Linked DNA regions of Homo sapiens: region 1 is linked to region 2. Evidence: chromatin loops called from intact Hi-C (ENCODE). Cell type or tissue: PC-3. All regions are shown on one strand. Links, peaks and the distances in the headings refer to the core of each region. The heading gives the core; the rest is flanking DNA. Region 1 overlaps LINC02464 (long intergenic non-protein coding RNA 2464). Region 2 overlaps LOC105369853 (a long non-coding RNA gene).

Region 1 (8,346 bases), core at 193-8,192, 150 kb before region 2:
ACCAATGTTCCATCTCAAGCAGCCAGGGAGGAGGAGTTCCCTCCACCTTTTTGTTGGATCAGGCCTTCAACTGATTGGATGAGGGCCACACACATTAGGGGGAACAATCTGCTTTAGTCAGTTTACCAACTCAAATGCTAACCTAATTCAGTAACATCCTCACAAACACACCCAGAATAATGTTTGACCAAATATCTGGGTACCCTATGACCCAGTCAAGTTGACACATAAAACTAACCATCCTAAGTGCTATTGCTACTCTAACACATATGTTGTTTATTTCAGTCAAGTGGTAATCTAATTAAAATAATTTTAATCAAATTATTTAATCTTTGAAATCTAATTTCAAAGAATTTCTTTCAAATGCCTAATTTATTATGAACTGACCTATAGTAAGTTAAGGACATGAATAATGTTGGTTGATTAGAGTACCTGCCTTTGAAAATAATTAAAATAATCCTTCTTATTTAAAGAAAGTAAATATTTATCTCAAAAACAGTTTTAGAAGTTAACATAGTTCTAATGTAGGCATATATTGCATGTCTTTATGAAAGTTGTATTATGAACTGATATTAGAAATATAAAATTAAGTCATACAAGACATACATTTTATAGTAGAAGGATTATCATAAAATGTATATAAAAATTAATCTACTTCTCTACTGTAAAACTTAGGGCCTCTAATATCATAATTATTAGCATTTCTGTATGCTGATATGTAGAGGTATATATCCTTCCATGCATTACAAGAGGTAAATATATTCATTGAATTTAAATTGTCATATAATACTATTAAGATATATCATTTTGAGTATTGTTAAGTAAGAAATAATAATACCAAATATGACATGATGTTTTATTAGTCATTTATAATTTTTTAAATACTGACAGTGCTGCAAACTTATAGGTAGAGTTTCGTTGTGTATCAGCCACATGCATATATAAAAAGGCAAAGGTAATTGATTACAGTATTAACAAAATTTCACATTTAGAATCTGACTCTCTGAATAACTTTTCAAACTAAGATTCGCTATCATTTTTTATACAATATTTTTTGGTGTCATCAAGAGCACTGCTGACACAATATTTAAGAGTGTTTTACTATGGTCCCTATAATATCATCTCAAGCTACTTGTATCTATTATGGAAGTTTTGATATTGGCACTTTCTTGACTAGAAGATGTCAAAGAAGTTTCCAGAGATCAGGCAAGGACTCAAATGGTCTGTAAAGTGACTGAAGCATCCAGAAGTTTTCATTATTCCAAGAATAATAACTATGTTCACTGATATGTAGACAAGTACAGCTATGTCACACCTGCTGCTTATAGACACACTCACACGCACACACATACACACACACACCATTTTAGAATCAGTGGATACAATGTCTTCTCCATACTTGTTTCACCAAAAAAGAACCCCTCACTTTTTAAAGAACTGTCTCAATGGACTAGTATTGAATGAATCTTATTTTTGGTAAATTGTCTCTTTGATGCAGCAGTCCCCAACCTTTTTGGTACCAGGGACCAGTTTCATGGAAGACTATTTTCCCACGGACATGTGGGGCATGGTGGCAGAGGGGCTGTTTTGGGGTGAAACTGTTTCACTTCAGATCATCAGGCATTAGATTCTCATAAGCGGTATGCAAACTAGATCCCTCACATGCATAGTTCACAATAGGATTCATGCTCCTGTGAGGAGCTAATGCCACAACTCATCTGACAGGAGGCAGAGCTCAGGTGGTAATGTGAGTGATGGGGAGCGACTGGAAATACAGATGAAGCTTCACTCTCTCTCTCACTTGCTGCTCACCTGCTGTGCGGCCCAGTTCCTAACAGACCACAAACCAGTACCAGTCTGTGGCCTGAGGGTTGGGAACCCCTGCTTTAATGTATTCCTTCTTTGCCACTAATCAATAATCAATATATGCCATTACATTTTGGCATAAATTGATTTAAAAGATTTGTTTTTCTCTTAGTATACAACCCTTCTGAATTACACATCATGTTTATTTCTTCTCGCCTCTGCCCTTCCTACAGCATTTAGAACACCATTTTCTATACTTTAGGTGTTCAATAAAAATTCTTAGATGAAGGCCTGGGATTGAGCATCATAGGAATTTTCCCAGCCTGCTTCTGAAACAAGTTTAATTCTCACATTCTGTATTATAACTAAAATTTTCTTCCTAGAAATGCCTATCAAAGAATTTTTGCCTTTGAGTTTCAAATAAATATTCACTTTTCATGACATACTCCAGTGATCATTACTAAAACCCTATTTCAACGTGCTGGTGTTTGCAGACGCCTCGTAGTGGAACAAGCAGAACATCTGAGTTCTAATCATAGCCCTGCCATTTGCTGTCTAAGCACATTTGCTGCTCTGGGCTTCAGTTTGCCCCTAAGTCAAATGAAGACAGCACTTGTCAACTAGCTTCATGGGGTTGTTTTAATAACCATTAGGAAAAAAAATACCAAAATCACTGTAAAGGCTACATAGTGCTAGCCCTGCTTTTACCGTGCGTATTACTTTAAAATTTCAACTCTCCATTTGGCTTCGATTTTGTTATTTATCTGACATAAACTATAAGCTCCCCAGAGAAACTTTATGAGTACCTCCAGAGTATCCTTGCCACTGAAAAACATCATTAAACAATAATACTCATGAAATTTCTGAGAACTATTCTATGGGAGATAATAACCATAAAAGTATAAAAGTGGCTCCCCTGTGGCTCAGTGAACTTCGCTATTGTGGACTTCCTACGATATTAACTAAAAATCAAAGATTTGCTTTTGTTTGCATTAAAGACATAGGAATAGTAATAATGAAATCATGTTGTTACTATTAAAGGATTCTTAAAGTATAAAATTCCTTGACCGACTTTATCTTTTTGAAACTTTAAAAAGGCCTGGCAGGTATCAACGTGTTTTACAGATGAGAAAACTAAAGCTTCAAAAGGTTTACTTCCCAGGATAAATTGTCTTGCTCACAAATTCATGGCAGAGCTAAGGTTTTAATCACACAGTGCTATAGGCTTTCTCGTGCACAAGGATTTCTCAACCTCAGCACTATTGACTTTATAGACTGGATAATTCTTTGTTTTAGGGGAACTTCCCTATGCATTGTGGGATGTTTAGAGCATCCCTGGCTTTAGCCACCAGATGCTAGTAGCACATCCCCCTATATTGTGACAAGAAAAATGCCTCTAGATATTGCCAAATGTCTCTTGGGGGACAAAATTGCCCCCAGCTGAGAATCTGTCATAAATCACACCACTTTTTCTTTTCTTTTCTTTTCTTTTTTTTTTTTTTTTTGAGACAGGGTCTCATTCCTGTTGCCCAGGCTGGAGTGCAGTGGTGCAATCATGGCTCACTGCAGCTCAACTTCCTGGGCTCAAGTGATCCTCCCACCTCAGCCTCCTGAGTAGCTGGGACTACAGGTGCATGCCACCATGCCCAGCTAATTTTTGTATTTTTTATGAAGACAGGGTTTTGCCATGTTACCCAGACTGGTCGTGAACTCTTGGTCTCAAGCATTCCTCCCACCTCGGCCTCCCAAAGTGCTGGGATTACAGGCGTGAGCCACTGCGCCCGGCTCACCCCCGCCCCCTTATATACTATATATACTAGTACCTATATAACTTTTCATAAATAACTTTCCTGTGCTTGATCATATGATTTAAGGTCAGATAGCAATGAGTACTTCGAATCAAAGTGTATTAGTTTTCTGTAGCTGCTGTAACAAATTACCACAAACTTGGTGGCTTAAAACAAGAGATGTTTTTTTCTTCACAGTTTTGGAGGACAGAGTGAAATCAAGGTGTCAGCAGGGCCACATTCCCTCCAAAAGCTCCAGAGGGGAATCCTTCCTTGCCTCTCCCAGCTTCTGGTGACTCCAGGGTTTCCTTGGCTTGTGGCTGGATAACTCGAATCTCTGCCTCCATTTTCACATGGACTTCTCTTCTGTGTCCCTGCCTCTTCTGTCTCTTATAAGGATACTTGTCATTGAGTGTAGGACCCACCAAAGAATCCAGCATGATCTCATCTTACAAAGAAAGTCTCATCACAGTTTCTAGGTGGTCCAGTTAGAGGTGTTTTTTGGGGAGCCACCATTCAACTCACTACATAGATCATACTGTTTTTCCTAAGAAGTCAAAACACTTTCTGGATAATCTATCATCACATTAAGTTCATAAATGTTCTAGAAAATAGGAGGATACAAGTCAGAATATGAGACACAGAGATTAAGGGCAAATTTGCTAAAGTCAGTGAGTTACAGATTTACTAAAATAACCTTTGAGTCTATGTTCAGGACCTTCCTCCACTGGGTCTGTTGCAGAATGGTGAAAAGAACCACCTGACTTGCCTCCTGCTGTATGAACCATAAAATTTACAGGGAATTCTGGTGGGAAATTGAAAAGCAAAAGAGAACATAGCTGGATTTTCAAATCCTTATGTTGATTTTTTTAAAACTCAGCTGTAGGCTTCTAATATCAACAAGATTTTCTGACACCCCGTGAAAGAAAACAAACATAGAACTCCATAAAGCCATATAATAAAGTTCCTTCTCAATGTGTAAGTGTCCTTTAAAATTCCTCCCTGTATGTGTTGCATGTTAATTTTTTAAAAATCTGTGGTTATAGAGCCATGAACAAAAATATAGAGCATTAGCTTTCATAGTGCACAATATTAATCACACTTTCATATACCAAGACTGATTCTGCAAAAACACCATGAGATAATGCTCACTTAACAGAGCTTGGTCACAGAGTAATGGTCTGCTGATTTCCCCTAAAATATTACATTTGATTTTTTGATACCTCTGCATTTTCATTCTAAGCGATGTTGACATTTTAACCAGAATATCCAGTAAGTTATGAATCACCAGCTGACACCAAATGACTCACTTATAGAATTACAACCATGATGTGTATAAAAAGCCTTTTTAAATATATCATAACTGAACAATCTCCTTCTTGATTTCTCTTGCAGTAGTCATACTCTGCCTTCCAAAGGCTCACATGAAGATGGCCAGTCACTTGCTTATTTTTCTTATATTCATTTACAACCGTAAGCTGTATTCTCCAAATTATATCCTTATTATATCTTTTGTCACATGTCCTAGATTTTATCTGAACATTTTTTATTTATTAAAAGGTAACATAGTCACATGGTTTGAAATTTGTTTAAACAGCATGTAGGGGCATAGGATGCAAACAGTAAGTTTCCTACCAAGCCCAAGTCTCTGTCCCAGTCCTGGGAAGCAATCTGTGTTAATAGCTTTAAGCGGATCTTTTCGGAAATATTTTATGTATACTGAAGTCTCCCTTTAAAGAAAGCCCTTTTCACCAAAGCACAAATCATTCTTACTTAATCATAAAGTTCTCACATTTTTGTATTAGACCACAGTCTCTGACAAGATTAACCCTAACCTATGCCAAATCTTCTGAGTAGATTTTACATTTTTTAGACCCAGTAGGCAACATCTCACTACATGGTAAAAGAAGCCTATTTTAAAAAATATATTGCTAATGAATAATATTCAGCAAATCTTGCCCTTAATGTCCTGTGTATCATAGTCAGCTCAATCAAACTTTGTAAATGCCTTTTTAGTTTTATTCTCAGAGCAAAATAATGTATCTTCTTAAAATCAGATTCCAAATGACAAATCTCTTCCTTCAAAGATAAAATATTCGCAGCATTCTCTATGATATATTTTGAGAGATCACTCAACTCTTACCATTACTTTGATTTTTAAGGGTAAGGTTGTTAATGATCTTACCTATTAAAGAAAAAAATCTAAAGATATTCGTAGGTCAGATTCAGATTTATACTAGATCATAATAAAGCTGCACATTACAACTTTAGGAACTAACACAGGGCCTGAAAGAAATTAGGCAAGATTCAAAGCAGTGAAGGTTTAGTTCTAATAGTATCATGATATGTAGTAGTATCACAAGTATTAATATTACGAATGGCACTAGAACTGTTCCTGGGCTACAGCTGCTTTGTGCTTTTTGCTATAGATTTATTATAAAAAGGAGCATGAGAAGGCCTAGCAAATGTTTTGTAATCTTGCCAAGGTGCCTGAATGCTATGGCTGCTGCACGCCCATGAGTGTCCAGCAAAGATGGACAAGAGGGTTGGGTGTGGTTAGAAAATGTGGCCTGATTCTGATTCCCTCCCTCCACCCACACACGCACATTGCACACACATGTTTTCAGTCAGATCCTTCAAGAAGCAAATACCAAAACAGAATGATACATGTAAGACATGCACCAGGGATCTACCTGCAAGAGAAAAGGGGCAGAAGCTGGGAGGACAGTCAGATCTTGATGCAGGTCTGACCACAAGTGAAGGAGAGAGAGAGAAAGATTGGATGGATGTATCTTAGTGTCTAGTACATTCTAAGAACGTTTGGTGAGGCTGTGGGGATAGAGATAGTGGAAGGCGAGAAGTCCTCAAGCCAAAGTTGCCTCTCAAAGGAAGCCCTCATCTCTAATTGGACAGGTCTGCCTCAGTAACCCAGCTGCGCCCAGTCATTGGCAGGCGCATGCTGTGGGAAATGTGGCCTCAGCACAAACTGGGTGATGAATTTCAGAGTCCAGCAATTGGAGTCCTTAGTCAATGATGCTCCCTGCAATTGGCAATATGAGAAGCTCATTCTCCTGGCGAACACACACACTTCTCAGATGAGACCCACTACTGCAAATATGTCTTAGGCTGATCTCTAGATCCATATATGTATATATTGAAAATATTTGTTTTTAGAGTTTCAGCATAATTCTCCAATTCTCAGGTTGCTGTAAACAGATTTCTCTTTGTCAAGACAGCAATTGATTAAGCTAATTCACGCAAAAGACGAGAATGATTTCTATGCTTCCTGCTTATTCTTCCAGAAGCTTTAACTTGCCAAGCTGAATGGGTCTTTCATTGGTGGACGTATTTTTATTGAAGTAAACTTGAAATACAAGAAAATGCACAAATCTTAAGTATAAAATTTGATGATATGATATCCATTCATACAACCACCCCAAAAAGCTCCCTCATGCCTGCTTCCAGTCCATTCTAAACTTCCCAGAAACAACCACTATTCTGATTTCTATCAGCAGAAATCAGTTTTTCCTGTTGTGGAAGTTCATATAGATGGCATCATACAGTACTTTTTTGTGTCTATTTTTCCCACTTAATACCGTATGTCTGAGATTCATCTATGTTGTTTCAAATGCAGTCAGTATTTTACTTTTTACTGTCTAATAGTATACCATTGTATGGATATACCATTTGTTTATCCATTCTATCCTGTTGATAGGCAGGTGAATTTGGGTTGTTTCCAGTTTAAGGATATTGTGAATAAAGCTCCTCTGAACATTCATGTGAAGTTTTTGTGTGAACATACTTTTATTTGCGGGGGGATCAATCTGGATCATAAGGGAGTGTGTATTTATTTCATAGGAGAAGAATTTCCCAATGTTTGTGTAATTTTATACTCCATAGCTGGTGGAAATTTAAGAAGTATCAGATGATATTTTAGGCCTTCTCTCAAATCGACCCCAGCTAAATAAAAGAGAGTTACTGGCAGGGCTAAGAGAAATAATTCACGTATCTATCTCTTCTAGCCAAAGCATGCAGATGCTCCAATACCCCATTTTATGATAGCAAACAGATTTCAGGAAATACTAAATATTGCCCAAAGTCAAACAGCTGATAAGTGCAACCAGAATTCAAACCCAGCTCCATTCCCTCTACAGCAAAACCAATGGTCTTCTTCCTAAAGAAACTTCCAAAGCACTGAAGTAACCCCAGCTCTAACCATTGGCAAGAGACAAGAGGCAAAAAACGGGAGAGATTCACAACACAGTGGCAATCTCTTCTCTATTCACTGTGGAAGAGGAGGGTGAAAGACCACCAGCTTTTCCCTAGAGATCTTTCCCAAGTATATTTTTCAGCTCCACCCCTTGTTTCGGGGGGGAAAAAAAGACTTTGTTAAGCAGATGCTTCTTAGTTACCTATCTGGGATACCCAAAAGGAGCTTTATGTCAACCTCATTTTTTTTTTCCCACCTCCTCAGTTTGACCCTAGGAGATTGTTATTGTTACTATTACTGTTACTGCCAATTAAAAGACAAGGAAACAGAATCTCTCTGTTTCCCTTATTTGTCTAGGATCACCCAGATTAGTGTGTCTTTCTCATCCCTTAGTTTTTGGCTTCTGGAAAAGAGAGACTATTACCTTCTTGCTTTAATACCCTCACTGCCAAGCATCCTGCAGACTAAAACCCAGGCAGACAGTCGATGGTGAATGACTGAATGAATGAATGAATGGGTGGGTGGATCCAAGCCAAGTCTTTT
Region 2 (8,346 bases), core at 83-8,082:
GGAGTGGTAGGTGGTAATCTCTGCAGCAAAAAGATTGTCTGGGAAAAAGTAACTAATATCTCAGCGAACTTGCTATGTGCCCATTCCCTGTGCTAAGGACTTTACATATTTTGACCTATGTCATCAATTTAATCCTGAATATGTGATAGAAGAACCTATATTACTCTAAGCAGAATTCTTTAATTTCTAATAGTTAGCTCACTTACAAAACAGGCTACAGTGTTATTTTAAGTATTCTTTGTTGTATAACACACTACTCCCAAAATTCAGGAGCTTAAAATAACAACAAACATGTATTATCTCTCATGGTTCTGTGTGTTGACTAGACATTTCGGCTTCTGTGCTGATGACTGGGGCAATGAGCTAGCTGGAAGGTCTACAGTGCTCTCACTTATATAGTAGGCACTACTGTTGGCTGCTGGTAGGGAGCTCAGTTGGATGTGTTGGCAAGAGGTCTTGGTTCTTCTACTCTATAGAGGCCATTGTACGTTGTTACTTAAATTCTCACAGCACAGCAATTTGGTTCCAAGAAAGAGCATTGTAATAGTGAGTATTTCAACAGTATTAACCCAACATGCAAACACTTACTGTGGTAAGCAGAATAAAATAAAATAAAGGCCCCCCCAAAGACATCTATGCTCTAAAACTTCCAAACTTATGAATATGTTACCTTAAATAGCAAAAGGCACTTTGCAATGTGATTAAGTTAAGGCGAGGCGGGGAGAGTGTCTGGGATTATCCAGGTGGACCCAATAATGCAATCAAAAAAATATTTTATAAGAGGGAGGTAGAAGTAAGACATTTGTCCACGTTATGCTGCTGATTTTGAAAATGAAAGTGGAAGAAAGGGCCACAAGCCAAGGAATACAGGCATTCTCTAGAGGCTAAACAAGACAATGAAATTCTCCCCTACAGCCTCCAGAAAGAATGCAGCCCTGCTGACACCTTGATTTTAGCCCAATGACACTTCTGATCTACAGAACTATAAATTAATGCTTTTATTTTGTTTTGAGCCAGTAAGTTTGTGTGATTTGTTAAAACAGAAATAGGAAACTAACACATTTGTAAAGTCTTGGTTTTTATCCCATTTGTTAATATTGTTAATATCCCATTTGTTAATACTGCATGGCTAAAGCCTAGAGTCATTGAACTGAATTCACAAAGCCATGGTTTATCATAATAGTCTACAGCAAAGTAATAATGCAATATAAGCATCATTTCCCTCAAAACATTTCCCATGTTTTAGTTTTCTACTGCTACTGTAACAAAATACCCAAATTTAGTGACTTAAAACAACACAAATTTATTATCACAGTTTCTGTAGGGTATCCATCTAACATGAGTACTAGCAGGCTGAAATCAAGATGTTGGCAGGGCTACATTCTTTACTGGGGGTACTGAGGGAAAATTTAATCCAAGCTAATTCATGTTGTTGGCTGAATTCAGTTCTGTGGGGATGTAAGACTGAGGTCCCTGTTTCCTTGCGGGCCCTCAATCAGTGGCCATCATTAGCTCTGGAGGCTTCTCTCCAGTCCTCACATGTGACCCCTTAGATCTCAAAATCAGAAAGAGTGCATCAAATACTTGTCACTCTCTGAATTCTCTGACCCTTCTTTCCACTACATCTTCCTCCATCTGGAGAACATTCTCTGCTTTTAAAAATTATGTGATTAAATTGAGTCCCCCCCGATAATCTCTCCATTTTAATACCACACCTTAATTACCTCTGCAAAGCTCTTTTTGCCATGTAATGTAACATATTCATAAGTTGCAGGGATTTGGTACAGACATCCTTGGGGAACATTATTCTTCCTTCCATAGTTCTCCAAAACCAGAATCTTCATGCCAATCAGAGGTTTAAAGTACAGCACCAATCTGCTCTGTACCCTGCGTATGAACAAACCCTCAAAGGCACAATTAGCACAGATAAACTCATCATCATTCTGCTGTTCACTGACTCCATCAGCATCTCCAGAAGACAATTTATTTGAGATGTTACTCCTCCAAAATTAGTCACAGTTGGCTATTTCATAACCAGCTCTGCTCTGTTGTTAAAGGGCAAGGCTTTTCAAAAGAGCAACAATGCTGTTTTTGCAATAAACACACAAATTGCCTTTCTTGACCATGAAGGACAACAACAGGAAGATTAATTGATTGAAAATGATCTCGTGACATCTTATGGTGGACAATGTGCCTGCAGTGACGAGTGCATCTTCACATCCCTCTTTACTCTCCAAAGATTTTGGACTTACTGTTCAACATTCAGAATCTCCTGGTATCTTCTTCATTGGAAAATGCAATGTAATTAGAGCATTTGGAGTGAATTGTGATTATCCTATGTTACAAACACGAGAAGTGTTTCTTATAGATACAGAGACTAACACAAATAGGTAAGTAGCAGCCGCAACTATATGTTTTTTAAAATCCAACTGCTTTGATTCATTCCAAAAAATTAATTTTTAAAATATTGTATTAGAGATTCAAGAACAAGTTTGAAAAAACAATACTGTAGCAACAAAGTTAAGGAATAATGTGATATTCAAAGTTAGTGAGGAGAATTTCATTTTTTAATTGATATATAATATTTGCACATATTTATAGGGTACCTGTGATATTTTGTTAAATGCACAGAATATGTATTGATCAAGTCAGGGTATTTAGAATGTCCATCACCTCAAGCATTTATCATTTCTATGTGTTGGGAACATTTCAAGTCCTCTCAGCTAGCTGTTTTGAAATATACAATACATTATTCTTCACTGTAGTTACCCTAGTCTATCCAAAATTAGAACTTTATCTAACTGCATGTTTGTGCCCATTAACCAACCTTTCTTGATCCCTTCTCCCTCCCCCATACACTGTTGCCAGTCTCTAGTAAGTATCATTCTACTTCCATAGTTATTCAACCAAGAGAGAAAATTATGTGAAGGAGCTGGTAGAAGGTAGGGTACTTTGCAATTGCTGAAGCCTTCTTGCCAGTGATGCATCTTTAAATTCTGTTCCTCCAGGGAAAATTTCAGGGTGCCCCCTCCTACCACCCCCAACAACAGATACAGCTTGGGAAAAACTAAAGCTGCCTGGGAAGATGTAAGTTTAGAAGCTTTTGTTCTAACTTTACACATTGAGGTGGAAGGGAGCCTCCTTCTGGTCAATCACATAGAAGCGAATTTTGTTTTTCACTGAAAGTTCTACTTTGCCTACTTTATTGCTGGACTTGCAACCAGCTTCTCTTACTAAAAAAAAAAAATTCTGCAGTAATCATGTAAGAACAAAGGGGGGAAAAATCACTCTAAACTACGACAGCAGAAATATGCCCAGACATATACATACTTCAAAGCAAAGGAAGTTCTGTACTGTTTCAATTACTAATCATTTAACACAACAAATTCCAAAGAAAACACAACCTACATATTGAATATATTCTTTAGTTATGGGAAGATTTAGGACAAACTCTGTAAGCTAAATAACTTGAAAGTGAACTTTTTGTATGACCTTTTCTTTAAAATATTTATTATTTTAATGTAGTCTACATGTAGACTCCTAATATTTATTTATAATAAATGTACTATAGGAGCATAAATCCTGATTTATTTATTTTAATTTACAAATACATCAATCTGATTAATGGAGTCATTTTTCTGTCCTGTCACATTAAATTACATCCATAGTCAAACACCTAAAGTAAATTATAGGCTTATTCAGGGAACATCCTGTCAAGAAACTATTTGGCACACTGTAAACAGCCAATAAATATTGAAAATAGTAAACATGTATTCTATCAAGGCATATATAGTGTAGATTTTCACATACTTGTAAATTCTTCAGTTGAAACGTTAACAGTCCAGTTTGTCCCTCATCCAATACACTTGAGAGTTTCTTCTCCTTCCATTAATTGAAATGCATTCTGGAGAGAGAAGCTGATTAATATTAATCAAGCTTACTATGAAAGCAAAGCCATGCTATTGCCATATGATAATTTTAGAATCAAGAATCAATGCATTCCTTGTTTCCTCAATTCATGCTGACATTTAATTTTTATCTATTTATTTTTATTTATTGATTGATTTTTTTAATTTTATTATTAATATACTTTAAGTTTTAGGGTACATGTGCACATTTAATTGCATGTCCTAATGTAGAAATATTCACTTGTCGAGAAGAATCGGGGAGAATGGGGCTGAAGTGCCTCCTTTACATATTCTGGGAAGGCTTCCTAAATGCTAATTCATACTGAATGGGAGGAAGAGGATTCCCCTCTACTAGGCACTGGGTCTATACAGTGGAGAAAAGAGGTACAGTTCCTGTCCTCAAGAAGTTTATAATCTATTAGAAAGAAGGTCAAAATCAGAATATACAGCAGAGAAAACAGGTATAGTTCCTGTCCTCAAGAAGTGTATAATCTATTAGAAAGATTAAAATCAGAAGTGCAAGGAAGTATTATAAATGCTGAGATAGAAAAAATGAAAAAAAAGAAAGAACTTGTCATTTCAAAGTTAGTTCTAAGGGTGAACGGCTGGGAAACGTTCTACTCTTGTGCTTGAGCACATCAGCTCCCTGCTGTAAAAGGCACCTGAAAGTCTTATCTTTCTGTGCGAGATGTAGGAAATGTTATGAAAAACTGAATGAAGGAAAAGGCCCCAGGCCAACTTGAGGCTGATTCATGATCAAAGCATTGTTTGCAGTAGGCTAGTCCCTAACCATCAGGTATAGACTCAAATGCCAGATAGCAAATGCCAGAATGTAGCTTCCTGCTGGGTGCCACCCATGGGCACACCTACATACACGGGATATGCTGCCTCACACTAGAGATATTTCTTTCACTTTGGTGTTCATTCAACAGCCTTAGAAATACTCAAGGGCTTAGAACCCTGACTCACCAGTACCACAGTCCCCTTTTCCCCACCCAGGTCTCCAAAGAGATATGTGTGTTCTGCGTAAATAGGATTCTTGGAGATATGTCCCAAAATCCCAAATTATCTGAGTTCAAGGAGCTAAAGAGCTCCCTTCTCACTATCATCTTCCTGCAGCCTCCCCAGCCCCCACTCAGCAATGGCCATTCCTAGGTGAGGATGGGATCTCTGGCAAGGATTATGTCTCCTATTTCTTTTTGGGGATCCTCCACAGTTCCTGCCATAACACCTTACAGGTTAGTTCATTAAATGATTGATAATGATGATGGTGGTAACAACAAATGCAAGAACTCCTCAAAAGTGACTAGAATGGTAGAATCCCAAGATTTTACCATGAGCCAAAAGTTCTGTGAAAAATCTGGTTGGATAGCACAATTAAAGACATTCTATGCATTTATATTCTCATTCTCTCTTCCCCCAGTATCTTAACAGAGTGTTGACTGACATCTGTGTTCTTTACTAGTGCACCCAGGAAGAAATGCAGAGGCTCCTGTTGGTGCTAAATAAGGCATCTTATTTGCTTAACACAAGTCACCATATGGAGCAGGTTCTACCTGAGTCCTGCCTGGGTGAAGTGAAATTATCATGAGACCTTATGTCCAATTTATTCTGAGCCCTGGCGTAGTAAGCAATGTCCCGAGGTGCTGCCACAGATGCTGGGCCTGTGTTAGTAGAACCAGGCATGGGGGCCCTAACCTGTGTCCAGTAAACAGAGGGAGGTCTTTGATCTCACTGGGAGGGTGCAGTTTTGTTGCTTGCACCCCATTCTGGACCCATAAAGCTTATATTTGTTACAAGAGCATTTATTTGGAAAATTAATAGACAAAGTGCTCATTTGCTTTAAGAAAAGCAAAGAACAAGCTCAACAATTTATGGGAAATTTTATTTGACTACTGGGTCACTGGTTTAATTTTGCATATGTTCTCATAAATGTAACCAGCAGGGTTTTATGCAAGAATCATCTTGTAAACTAAAAGTGCTGGCAGAGGAAAATCAGTTTGCAGCACCCAAGACATTAGGGAAATTGGCAACCATGGAAAACACCTGTAATGCTTTCCTCCCCAGCCTCACAGCCAACCACCAGAGGAAGAATACCCTTGCTCAAACACTCCTCTTGGGTGATTAGCTCTTCTGTCAACCAATTAACTTCTGAGTGAATTTCAATATTAAAGAGGAGAAGCTGAAAGTAACAATAGCACTTATCCCGGTGTTATTTTGTAATAAAAAAATATTATCTGGCCAGGCAGGGTGGCTCACTCCTGTAATCCTAGCACTTTGGGAGGCTGAGGCAGGTGGATCGCTTGAGGTCAGGAGTTCGAGACCAGCCTGCCCAACATGGTGAAACCCCGTCTCTACTAAAAATACAAAAATTAGCCAGGTGTCGTGGCACATACCTATAATCCCAGCTACTCAGGAGGCTGAGGCAGGAGAATTGCTTGAACCTGGGAGGTGAAGGTTGCATTGAGCCAAGATTGCACTACTGCACTCCAGCCTGGGTGACAGAGGGAGACTCCATCTCAAATACACACACACACACACACACACACACACACACACACACACACATATACAATCTGACTTAGTAATCAGGCTGTCACACCTTGTGTACTCCCAAACAATGGCAAATTAACGTAAAACATAATAAATAGAGAAATTCTCTGGTGTGTGTGTTGAGGGAGGGAGGATTGCATGCTTTGCATTTAAATGGCAAAGACTGACCTGAGAAAATGTGCTTATGGGAACTTTAGAGCCTTGTACATTTACCTCAGCGCTACTAGAGATCAGAAATCCACCAGTGCAGACGAACAATCCCCATGTGAAGTTGCTGCTGTGAGGATGCAAGTTGATGTTGTAATTAAATTCACTCTAGACAGACATTTTGCTTTCTGAGCAGCCCTACATACTGCTGTCCCTTAAAGTGGTTATTAAAGGGTTATGATAGGACTTAACGACGGTGGCTACTATTTGTGATTAGGACCTACCAGATCAAGACACTATGCTGGGCAAATGAACCCTAACCCCTTTCAGTACTGATACAATCTTGCAGCATATGTATTCTTATCCCTATTTTACAGATCAGGAAATGGAACCTCAGAGAAGTTAAAAAGCGGGAAAAAAATGATATGTGAACTTAGTCTAACTCCAAGTCAAGCTCATGATATGTGAACTTAGTCTAACTCCAAAGTCAAGCTCTTTCCACAATCATTTCAAGCTCTTTTCACATATATTTTCCCCTAGGGGGAAAAGGATCCCCAAATAGAAAGTTATAGTTTGCAGTTCTTTGTCATAGAAGTAGAGCCTCAGGGAGCTAGAACACTGCTGACCTGACCCAACTCAGGAGCCGAAACAGTAAACCTGTAAGGTTTGTCATTCATGTATTCCTCATTTCACCCTAAAGACAGATTGTGGTGTTTTCACCCTTGGTAGTAATGTGATTCTGTAACAATCTTCTGAATACCCATGAGAGGATTGAGGAGACCAAAGAGGAGTCATTCATTCATTCATTGGTCCTTTCACTTGTTCAGTCATTCATTTAATCCAAGCAATACAAGAATAATGGTTTCAAGCAGTGGTTGGCAATCTACTACTTTATTACAATCATAAATAAAGTTTCATAAACTTTATTAATGAAATCAGGTAGTGGGTCACATGTGGGTCAAATGTGACTCACCACTGGTTTTCATAAATAAAGTTTTACTGGAACACAACTTTGTGTTCATTTACATATTGTCTGTGACTGCTTTGCACACTACAAGAGCAAATGTGAGTTATAGCAATAGAGGCAGAATGCACCACACAGCTGAAAATATTTATGAATGGACCCTTTACAAAAAATGTTTGCTAATTTCTGATTATTCCATTCAAACACTGGCCCTGCCCATTGGGCTTGAACCTCTCTGAGCCTCGATTTCCTCTTATGTAAATCAGAGATGAAAATAATGATGTTACCTAATTGATTTGCTATGAGGATTAAATATTTTTATATGTAAAGTACCCAGGACAAAGTAAGCACTGAATATTGTTATTATTATTATTCATTCCTTCACCAGTATTGCCAGAGTGGTTGAAAAATAGGGCACAGGCTGCAATTAGTACTGTGTCCAGTCCCCTGCCTGCTGGGCTATTTGAGATGCCTGTTACATGGGCACATAGGCAGTAGGGAATCCATGTGTGGGCCAGGTGTATACACTTGGGAGTTAATCATGAGTGATATTTTAAAGCTACAAAGCTGGATGAAATCACTTAGAAAGTGATTGAGATGGAATTACTGGAGAAAATGTATGCAGAGAGTAGAAAAGGGCCAGACACAAATCCTGGAGTACCCCAAAATTTGAGGTGAAGTAGAGCAGGGGAAGTCAGGAAAGGAAGTTGAGAAGGAAAGGATCGACGAAACAGGAAGAAAAGTAGGAGACTGTGGTGGCTGAGAAGTTTAAAA

What was found. Hi-C counts contacts between places; a loop is a spot of excess contacts. Peaks named below come from ENCODE experiments on the same cell type or tissue, not always from the same donor. Only the 100,000 strongest peaks of a DNase experiment are listed, where the experiment ranks them.
Region 1: a loop joins it to region 2, with 5 times the contacts of the local background. A loop is called at or near these places in 2 of 110 quality-filtered maps.

Annotation. Positions count from the first base shown.
Region 1 is chr12:77,296,986-77,305,331 of GRCh38, reverse strand. All of the region lies in intron 2 of LINC02464 (long intergenic non-protein coding RNA 2464), which reads left to right. Among named protein-coding and RNA genes, the nearest start is that of LINC02464, 16 kb to the left of the region's middle. In PC-3, for the core only: no CTCF peak of the experiment used is centred there; a DNase peak (open chromatin) is centred at 4,911; H3K4me3 peaks cover 777 bases; H3K27ac peaks cover 1,668 bases.
Region 2 is chr12:77,147,579-77,155,924 of GRCh38, reverse strand. It overlaps LOC105369853 (a long non-coding RNA gene), which reads right to left. Exons shown (of 5, transcript XR_945118.2): 5 at 3,821-3,904. Among named protein-coding and RNA genes, the nearest start is that of E2F7, 86 kb to the right of the region's middle. In PC-3, for the core only: CTCF peaks have their summits at 2,944 and 3,144 (motif pointing left); a DNase peak (open chromatin) is centred at 4,724; H3K27ac peaks cover 361 bases.